2 separate regions of the Homo sapiens genome follow, and region 1 is linked to region 2. A link is an interaction called in ENCODE POLR2A ChIA-PET data of the cell type or tissue named here. Cell type or tissue: endothelial cell of umbilical vein. All regions are shown on one strand.

Evidence for each region. ChIA-PET counts read pairs that join two places held together with the same protein. Peaks named below come from ENCODE experiments on the same cell type or tissue, not always from the same donor. Only the 100,000 strongest peaks of a DNase experiment are listed, where the experiment ranks them.
Region 1: POLR2A ChIA-PET joins it to region 2 with 6 read pairs; 2 of 35 experiments call an interaction of 5 or more read pairs at or near these places.

Annotation. Positions count from the first base shown.
Region 1 is chr1:12,370,405-12,375,404 of GRCh38, reverse strand. It overlaps VPS13D (vacuolar protein sorting 13 homolog D), which reads right to left. Exons shown (of 70, transcript NM_015378.4): 55 at 1,547-1,655. Among named protein-coding and RNA genes, the nearest start is that of SNORA59A, 130 kb to the left of the region's middle. In endothelial cell of umbilical vein, no CTCF peak of the experiment used is centred here; a DNase peak (open chromatin) is centred at 2,444; H3K27ac peaks cover 203 bases.
Region 2 is chr1:12,320,890-12,325,889 of GRCh38, reverse strand. VPS13D (vacuolar protein sorting 13 homolog D) reads right to left here. Exons shown (of 70, transcript NM_015378.4): 33 at 3,926-4,081; 34 at 3,144-3,354; 35 at 2,110-2,184. Among named protein-coding and RNA genes, the nearest start is that of VPS13D, 93 kb to the right of the region's middle. In endothelial cell of umbilical vein, no CTCF peak of the experiment used is centred here; no DNase peak of the experiment used is centred here.

The sequences.
Region 1 (5,000 bases), 50 kb before region 2:
AAATATGTACAGTATATAAATATGTACATAAAACACACATATGTATATTTGTGCATACATAGATTAAAAAACCCTAGGTCTGTCTTCTGAGAGAGCCTGGGAACCACAACACCACAATAGCAACAACTGCACCTAATTCATGAATCTCAGGTTTCTAAATTCCATTCTCTGATAGAAGGGATGAGGGCTCCCTGGAGAAATGGCAAATTCCAGGAATGGTGCAGGGAAAAATATAAGATTGACCCAGGATAACTTGCTGTGTCAGAAAGTAAGGAAGTGAGTGAGGGCACATGCTGAAAGCACACGGAAGGTTAAAGGAGCTCCCACTGGCCAAAGATAAGAAAAACTGAGCATCAAAATAAATACTGGCCGGGCATGGTGGCTCAGGCCTGTAATCCCAGCACTTTCGGAGGCCAAGGCAGGCGGATTACCTGAGGTCAGGAGTTCCAGACCAGCCTGGCCAACATGGCGAAACCCCGTCTCTACTAAAAATACAAGAATTAGTTGGGTGTGGTGGTGGGCTCCTGTAGTCCCAGCTACTCGGGAGGCTGAGGCAGGAGAATCACTTGAACCCAGGAGGCAGAGGTTGTAGTGAGCTGAGATCATGCCATTGCACTCCAGCCTAGGCAACAGAGCAAGACTCCATCTCAAAAATAAATAAATACATACATACATACGCATACACATACTGACACAGTAACAGATAACACGCTGAATAAAACAGCAGCCCATACTGAATGACACATATACATATGCATACATATATAGAAAATATGACAAATAGGAGGTTTATGTAGTCTCAACGTACCACGCCACAAAATCTTGACTGATTATAAAAAGAAAAAGAGTAGCCTCACTTCTCAGTGGAAAAGGCTACCACACACCTTCTTAATCAACTGCAATAAGTTAATGTCACCAGTAAGGGGACAAATCAACATCACAGCCCCACTTTGGTAAAATTCTTGCCAATTTTCTGGAAATCTGAGATTGTTTCCAAATAAAAAGTAAAAAAAACAAAAACAAACCAAACAAAAACCTAAAATGTCAAACTTTCTACACTTGGTTTCCAACTAAAAAGGAGAGGTCCATTTCTTCATGCCAGTTCATACACTTTAACCTAATTTTCAATGTCAATGTAACTCTTTTATTACCTATTTACTAGCTGTCATCCTTATCAAGTGAAATAATAACTGAAAATGTTCTATAAGTTATAAAATGTTATATAAAATGTTACAATTATTGCTACTTAATCTTAGAAATTTGTTCTTGTCTGCTTAACAGTCACCCAGCCCTTAGTAATTCCACATATATTTATTATTCACGTTCTGCTGATCACACCTGGTGATCACATCCCACTCCAGAAGTCATCTTACTCCTGAGCTGGTACTCATCCGCCCTAACACTGACCTGGAAATGCCAAGAGGCCTGGGTTCCACACAAGTCCCTATGGCCTCATCATGAAATAAGGACTCTGCACTGGGTGATCCTGAGTCCCGTCCAGTGCTAAAAACCTTGTATTCTAAACTCTGATTGTAAGCTCTCTTACCTTCTTTTTTAAAATGACTCTTTGTGTCTTGGGTGAGACATCCAAAACGAGCTCCGCACAGGTAATGGCCTTGTTGGAAGCCACAGGCCTGCCTGTTCCCTCCTGCAAGCTAGAATTTAAAAAATATATATATTACATAAAAATATATATACAGGTATACACACACATACTCACACATGTATTCAAGTATTAATAAGCAAATGCCCAAAACTTTTATTAAAAAGAAAATTTTTTAAAGGATAGAAGAAAAAGTCTGATGCAAGAGCAGAAAGATCAGGGTTGCATTTTTTTCCCTACACAGTTCCAAGATTCATCTCTCAGAAGACATACTCTGACATTTTTCTTCTCTTCATAATTTTAGTGACTTAAAATTCAGATGCAAAAGTATAACCATATATCTTTAGAGGCCCCCCCACCAAAAAAAAAGGCAAAAAATTTGGCCAGGCACGGTGGCTCCTGCCTGTAATCCCAGCACTTTGGGAGGCCAAGGCAGGTGGATCTGCTGAAGCCAGGAGTTCGAAACCAGCCTGACCAACACGGCAAAATCCCGTCTCTATTAAAAACACAAAAATTAGCCGGGCATGGAGGCAGGCCCCTGTAATCCCAGTTACTCACGAGGCAGAGGTATGAGAATTGCTTGAACCTGAGAGGCAGAGGTTGCAGTGAGCTGAGACTGCACCACTACACTCTAGCCTGGGTGACAGAATGAGATTCTGCCCCAACCCCCAAAAAAAGCAAAAAAAAAAAAAAAAAAAAAAAAAAACCAAGCCAGACAATTCAAGGGACCAAAAATTAGCTTTACTCTGCCAGGCAGATGATCAGCATCACTGCATCCCCAAGTCTTGGCAAGAAATCAGAAGTCCCTTTAGGATGAAAAGAAAACAAAGGGTTCCAATCAACTTCCTCCAATTCAATCGTGTTACGTTTCTCTGAAGCTAAAGAATCCTAAGCTTTATGGAATGTTGCAGCCTGGCTACACTTAGGGATGTTTGGAAGTTTTATTTAGATTATTCTCCTCTTTCTATTAACCCTTATTAGCAAAAAAAAAAAAAAAAAAAGGTAATGGATTAATTCAGCGTTAAAAACTAGTCTTCATGACACCAAAAGCACAAGTAATCTTTGTTCCCCCCAAAGCAGATAAATTATATGTGACCAAAATGAGAAACTTCTGTGCTTGAAAGGACACAATCTAAAAGTAAAAAGAAAACTCACAAAAATAATGGGAGAAAAAAATTGCAAATCATACATCTGGTAAGAGACCAGATATGAAGAACTCTGACAATTCAACAATAAAAAGGTAAATAATTCCATTTGAAATATGGAAAGTATTTGAATACACTTTCTCCAAATAATATACACAAATGACTAATAAGCACATGAAAAGACGCATAACATCATTAGTTACTAAGGATGCAAATCAAAAGCCACAATGAGATACCACATCATACCCAGTAGGATGGGTATCATTTAAAACAAAACAAAACAAAACAAAACCAGGCCTGGCACAGTGACTCACACCTGTAATCCCAGCACTTTGGGAGGCTGTGGCAGGTAGATAGCATTTGGGCCCAAGAGTTTGAGACCAGCCTGGGCAAAATAGTGAGACCCTGTCTCTACCAAAAAAAAATTTTTTTTCAATTAGCTGGGCGTGGTGCTGCATACCTGTAGTCCCAGCTATGAGAGAGGCTGAAGCAGGAGGACCGTTTGATCCTAGGAGGTTGAGGATGCAGCAGGCCAAGATTGTGCCACTGCACTCCAGCCTGGGTGACAGAGACCTTGTCTCAAAAATAGAAATAAAAATAAAAACAAAAACAAAAACCAACACATGTTGGTGAGGATGTGGAGAAATTGGAACCTCTCTACACTGTTGGTAGGAATGTACAATCGTTTAGCCACTGTGGAAAACAGTATGGCGGTTCCTCAAAAAGTTAAACTTAGAATTATAATAGAACCCAGCAACTCCACTCTTCTGTATAAAGCAAAAGAATTGAAAACAAGTACTCAAACAAATATATGTACAGGCATGTTCATAGCAACACTGTTTACAATAGCCAAAACGCAGAAACAACCAAATGTCCATCAACAAATAACTGGATAAACAAAAATGTAGTATACAGCATAGTATTCAGCCACAAAAAATACTGGGTACTTTTCATAAAAAAAATGGGCCAGGAGCAGTGGCTCAAGCCTGTAATCCCAGCACTTTGGGAGGCAGAGGTGGGTGGATCGCCTGAAGTCAGGAGTTCGAGACCAGCCTGACCAACATGGTGAAATCCCATCTCTACTAAAAATACAAAAAAATCAGCCAGGCGTGGTGGCATGCACCTGTAATCCCAGCTACTCAGGAGTCTGAGGCAGGAGAATCGCTTGAACCCGGGAGGTGGAGGTTACAGTGAGCCAAGATCACACCACTGCACTCCAGCCTGGGAAACAAGAGCAAAACTCGGTCTCAAAAAAAAAAAAAAAAAGAATGAAGCATTGCCACATGCTACAATGTGTATAAACCGCAGATACATTATGCTAAGTGAAAGAATCCAGACAAAAAAGATCACTCCTATGATTCCATTTCTGTGAATGTCCAGAATAGGTCAACCCATAGAGACCAAAAGCAGATGGGTGGTTTCCTGCGGCTGGAGACAGGGAGGAATGGGGAGTGACTGCTCAATAGGTTTTGGTTTCTTTTCGGGGTGATAAAAATGCTCTGAACTACGAAGAGGTGGTGGTGGCACAACATTATGAATGTACCAAATGCCACTGAACTGTTCACTTTAAAATACTTTTATGTTATGTTTCACCTCAAAAACAAAATTAAAAAAAAACTATTCTTCCTCATCATTTATTCCTTCCAAGAATGCAAATAATTAGTATCTGATATACTCCAAAAGATGGTTCAACCTCTTAGCACAGCAAGATTATTCTAATTCTGCTGTTAGATTCTGCACACCAAGATTCCAGGAGCTTCTCTTTTTATGTCTTCCATATAGGTTCAACCCATTAAGCCCATAATCCTCCACTAGGATTCTTCAGTTAAAGAGCTTAGTAACTACTGGAATTTATAGAACATAAGGAGAAAAACATGACTAACAACCAGATTTAGATTCGGTTTTTCAGGCATTAAACCTTAAGCATGTCCCACTGTTAAGTGCCATAATCTTTAAAAACAAATTAACAACAAACAAACATATTGACTCAATTACAACAAGATAAACATCCTAGCACCATCGTTCCCAAAGGGAACGTCAACAGACAAAGAAAGAATGGTCCTTCTCTGCAGATTCAATTATTACTAGTGAAATCTGGACTCTAAGCAGATGAGAGAGATAATGCAAAAACCCAGAGATTATTTTCTGGGCCCCAGGCATGTATAAAAATCTTATTCATATGCAAAAATGTTCCGAACATTTTGGAAAGGAATGTGACTTTAAACGCCCTATTCATCAGGTGATTTATATTT
Region 2 (5,000 bases):
AAGACATAGACAAAAGTTCACACCAAAAAATGTTTACTACATAGAAGTGTGTATAATATTGAATAACAAGTAAAGAATGATTAAGTAAATTATAATATATCCTTAGAGTCAATGTAAAAAGATCAGTATTGATAAATAATTTCAATGACATGGGAAGATGCTGCTGATATATTAAGTATATCATAACAGAATTACAATCATAATTCAATAAAATATTTTTAAAAGACTATAAAATTGTATTGGCAACAGAATCTACCAGTACATTAAAAATGTAATGTGTGCATGTGTGTGTGTTGGATATACTGTCCACAGTAGGTAGAGAAGTAGAAAGAGGCCGGGTACAGTGGCTCACGCCTGTAATCTCAGCACTTTGGGAGGCCAAGGCAGGTGGATCACGAGGTCAGGAGTTCAATACCAGCCTGTACAAAAAAGGGAAACCCTGTCTCTACTAAAAATACAAAAATTAGCTGGGCATGGTGGCGGGCACCTGTAATCCCAGCTACTCAGAAGGCTGAGGCAGGAGTATCACTTGAACCTGGGAGGCGGAGGTTGCAGTGGGCCAAGATCGCGCCACTGCACTCCAGCCTGGGCAAGAGAGCGAGACTCTGTCTCAAAGAAAAAAAAAAAGAGAAGTAGAAAGAGAGAAAGTGCACACAAGTGTAAAGACTGGAAAGGAGGCTGAGGCAGGAGGATTGCTTGAGCCCAGGAGTTGGAGGCTGCAGTGAGCTATGATTGCGCCACAGCTATGATTGCATTCCAGCCTGGGCAACAGAGTGACACCCTGTCTTTTAAAAAAGGGGGAAAAAAAAGATGGAAGGAAATGCAGCCTGTGCTGTACTTCTCTTTTTGAAGAGAAAGGGAAACATGGAGATGGAAAGGAAGTGAGATGGAGTAGAAAGAACACAGATTTAGGAGGCAGGTAGACCTGGCTTTAAGTCCATCGTAGGGGACTAAGATGTGACCTCCACCAAGTTTACTTAAGAAGTTTTACCTAACCAATCTGAGCTGGTTTCCTCATTTCAAGTGGGAATAATAATGTCTGCCTCCAAGGGCTGTGAAGAGGATGCAAAAAGAAAACACAAAGATAGGCATACAGGACTTCAATAAATGGTCATAATTATCAATATCACCGCCATTAGCACAACCACTAGTAACAGTGGTTAACATTTATAGAGCACTTGCTGTGTGCTAGCACTTTCTTAGTGCTTTGCATATAGTCATTTACTTACATCAAATCTCTGAGGGAGACAGCCTCTTATCTTCTTTCTACAGATAAGGAAGCACTGGTTCACAGAGGTTAAAGCCACTTCCCAAAGTCATTAATAGGTAGTGGCAGACAGTAAGGATCTGAACCCAGTCAGCCAGCTCCAGAGCCCCTTTTTTTTTGAGACAGAGTCTCGCTCTGTTGCCTAGGCTGTAGTGCAGGGGCATGATCTTGGCTCACTGCAACCTCCGCCTCCCAGGTTCAATCGATTCTCCTGCCTCAGCCTCCTGAGTAGCTGGATTACAGGCATGAGCCACCACGCCAGCTAATTTTGTATTTTTAGTAGAGATGCGGTTTCGCCATGTTGGTCAGGCTGGTCTTGAACTCCTGACCTCAGGCGATCCATCTGCCTCTGCTCCCAGAGTGTTGGGATTATAGGCATGAGCCACCGCACCTGGCCTCAGAACCCAAATTCTTATCCACTACTAAAGACTGCTGCCTGTCATCCCGGCATTTTGGGAGGCCAAAGCGGGCAGATCACTTGAAGTCAGGAGTTCGAGACCAGTCTGGCCAACATGGTGAAACCCCACCTCTACTAAAAATACAAAAATTACCTAGGTGTGGTGACGCATGCCTATAAACCCAGGTACTCAGGAGGCTGAGGCAGAAGAATGGCTTGAACTGGGGAGGTGGAGGTTGCAGTGAGCTGAGGTGGCGCCACTGCACTCCAGCCTGGGTGACGTTATTATTACTGACCTAAGATGATATGCAGTCCAGAGAAGACACATAAAGCGTCCTCCAAACACACTCAGCTCTCTAAGTCACCTTGTGGAAGTAAGAGAGGAAATGGGAAGGAAGCATATCATCAAGATAAACAACGGGTAACAGAACCCTGTTCAAATTACCTTGACACGCCAAAAGAGCTTTGCGACAATCATCCATGCTGAATCCCAGCTCCTGCAGCCTAGCCAGCTGTAACTCTAGGAAACAAATAGCATAAAATTTTCATAAATAATTTTATGTAAATTAATCTACAAACTAATTTTAGAAAAAAAGAAAAGAAATTTAAAAACCCGTGACTAAAACATTTCATTTCTCTAAGCAAAACTGGACTCCTAATTGGAGAATTCTATCAAGTGTACCCTGAAATCTTTGAGTCTCTTCCTCATATTGACTGTGTTTTTAAAGTGGTGTCCTGGCCAGGAATTGGGGTGGGGGGGGAAGGTCTATTTCGCATCTGGCCCCTTCATTCCACCATCTGGCCCCTACATTTTCCCCTGACTGTGTTTGAAACAGCTTAAAATTAGAGGTGGGCACAGTAGTGGCTCACACCAGTAATCCCAATACTTTGGGAGGCTAAGGCAGGGGGACTACTCGAGACCAGGAACTCAAGACCAGCCTGGGCAAAATAGCAAGACCCCGTCTCTAAAAAAAAAAGGTAAAAATTAGTGAGGCATGATGGCACACACCTATAGTCCCTCCCAGCTACTCAGGAGGCTGAGGAGTGAAGATAGCTTGGGCCCAGGAGTTTGAGGCTGCAATAAGCTATGATCACACCACTGCTCTCCAACCTGGGTGACAGAGCAAGACCCTGTCTAAAAATAAACCAATAAATTAATAATAAAAGCTTAAAAATAAAACTTAGTGTTACTCATATAATTTCAGAGGAGAACTCTCAAAGCTTAAAACTCAACTTTGGCATTATCCAGGTAACTCTGGAAAAAACTGAAAGAGGAAAAATAGTGGAGTAGTTGGTTAGGGATGTTTTGTTTGTTTTTAAATTTTAAAAAATGAGAGAGTCATACTTAGGACTTACAGTTATACTTAATGACATACAATTAAACTGTGTACAATTTAGTTGTGCAAAAGAAAATTTTAAGAGTCAAAAAGAAGAAGCGTTATTAGCAAGACTGAGTGGGTTTTATAGTTAAACACCTACCCAAGACAGGATCTAAGGTGTGTCTTGTCCCTTCTCTGATTTCCTCTCCAACGCGAGATGCACCTGGAAGGTAAGTGCCAACGGAGTCTGACTCCAGGGCCACTGAGTCTGGCACTGCAGCATTAGCTTGCTCTGGGATGGATTTTGCAATGGCAAGAAACAGCTGAACATCATTATAGGAGAGTCTGATATCCAGGGCTTGTAACTGAATCTAACAAAATGTAAAAAAGGTAGCAATTTTTTAAAGCTGCATTGGTTTTACATCCATATCTCTTACAGATGTAATTCCTATTTCAACTTCTAAAAGTCCAACAGATACTGCACCAAATTTCTCATTTAAAAGATTGCAAAGATCTTGAAAGTAAGCACTAATAACCGTAAGGTAAGATGTCTCAACTATGAGGTCAAATGGTCACAAAACTGCACCATGTAGCGGGCGGATCACGAGGTGAGGAGATCGAGACCATCCTGGCTAACACGGTAAAACCCTGTCTCTACTAAAAAATACAAAAAATTAGCCGGGCACGGTGGCAGGCCCCTGTAGTCCCAGCTACTCAGGAGGCTGAGGCAGGAGAATGACGTGAACCCAGGAGGTGGAGCTTGCAGTGAGCCGAGATCGCACCACTGCACTCCAGCCTGGGCGACAGAGCAAGACTCCATCTCAAAAAACAAAACAAAACAAAACAAAAAAAGAGGTTGTTGGGCTCAGAGCAAATAAGAGTGCCTGCATAGGACAGTGTTTGAGAGCATATCAACGTATTGCACAGATTTTGCATCATTACCTCCAGGACAGGTGGGAAATCTTCACTATTGAATGCATCCATCAATCCTGAACTATTTTGATAAGAAGAATTCCCCACCAACTCCATTTGAATTTGTACGGGATCCACAATTGAAAGAGCTGTATCATGCTCATTCCCTAGTCGGCATGAAAACACCTACAGAATGAAATGCAATATGGCGAGAATTAATGTCTGATTTAGGAAGGGTCCAACTACCAGCACAAAGAGGCTATCTCAGAAGCAGTCAGCCATGTGTTATCATAAGACCCATAACAACTGCTGAAATAAATACTGTGAAGAGTGAAGCCCCCCACCGCTGCCGAGAGCACACGCAGTGGTTCACCCAGAGGAAAAGGCAGTTTAGCAATACACCCCGAAAGCCTTACAAATCTCACACCCTTTGATCCAGTAATCCTACTTCTCTCTAGGAACTAGCCAAAAAAGAAAAAAATTCACTAAACCATTATTTAATAGTTAAAAAAAATTAAGAGCAGCCAAGGTTATATCACATCTACTCAATGGAATATTTGCAGCCATTTAAAAATGACAAAAAAGACCATATGGATTTTAAGAAGACAGTTACAACACAAAGTGAAAACACAACCCAAAATAATGTTACTCCCCAACTTTAAGGAAAGAAACACACCAAAATAACCTATCAGAAATCATATATGATTATTTTCCCTCCTCACAATATCTTCATAATTAAAAATAAACATATTATTAAAACTGGGTGATAGGTATATATGGAGTTCATTATATTATTCTGTTTACTTTGTATATGTTTGAAATGTTCTATAATAAAAGGTTAAAAAATAAATACATTCATTGGGAGAGAGAAAGAAGGGAGAGAGAGAGAAAGGACTCCAGTTCTAGGACCAAATTATTTTGCATGCTCAGGAAGAGCACAGCGGAAAGAAAAGACCAATCATTTGGGTCCTTCTTACCCTCTTCACCCCCTCCACCACCTTTTTGGGACCTATCCTAGTGCTGTGAAAAACATGTGACAGCAAGGTCCTTTGCCATATTCAAAATTCATACTTTATAAATTCTCCCCTGATGATTTATCAAGCTG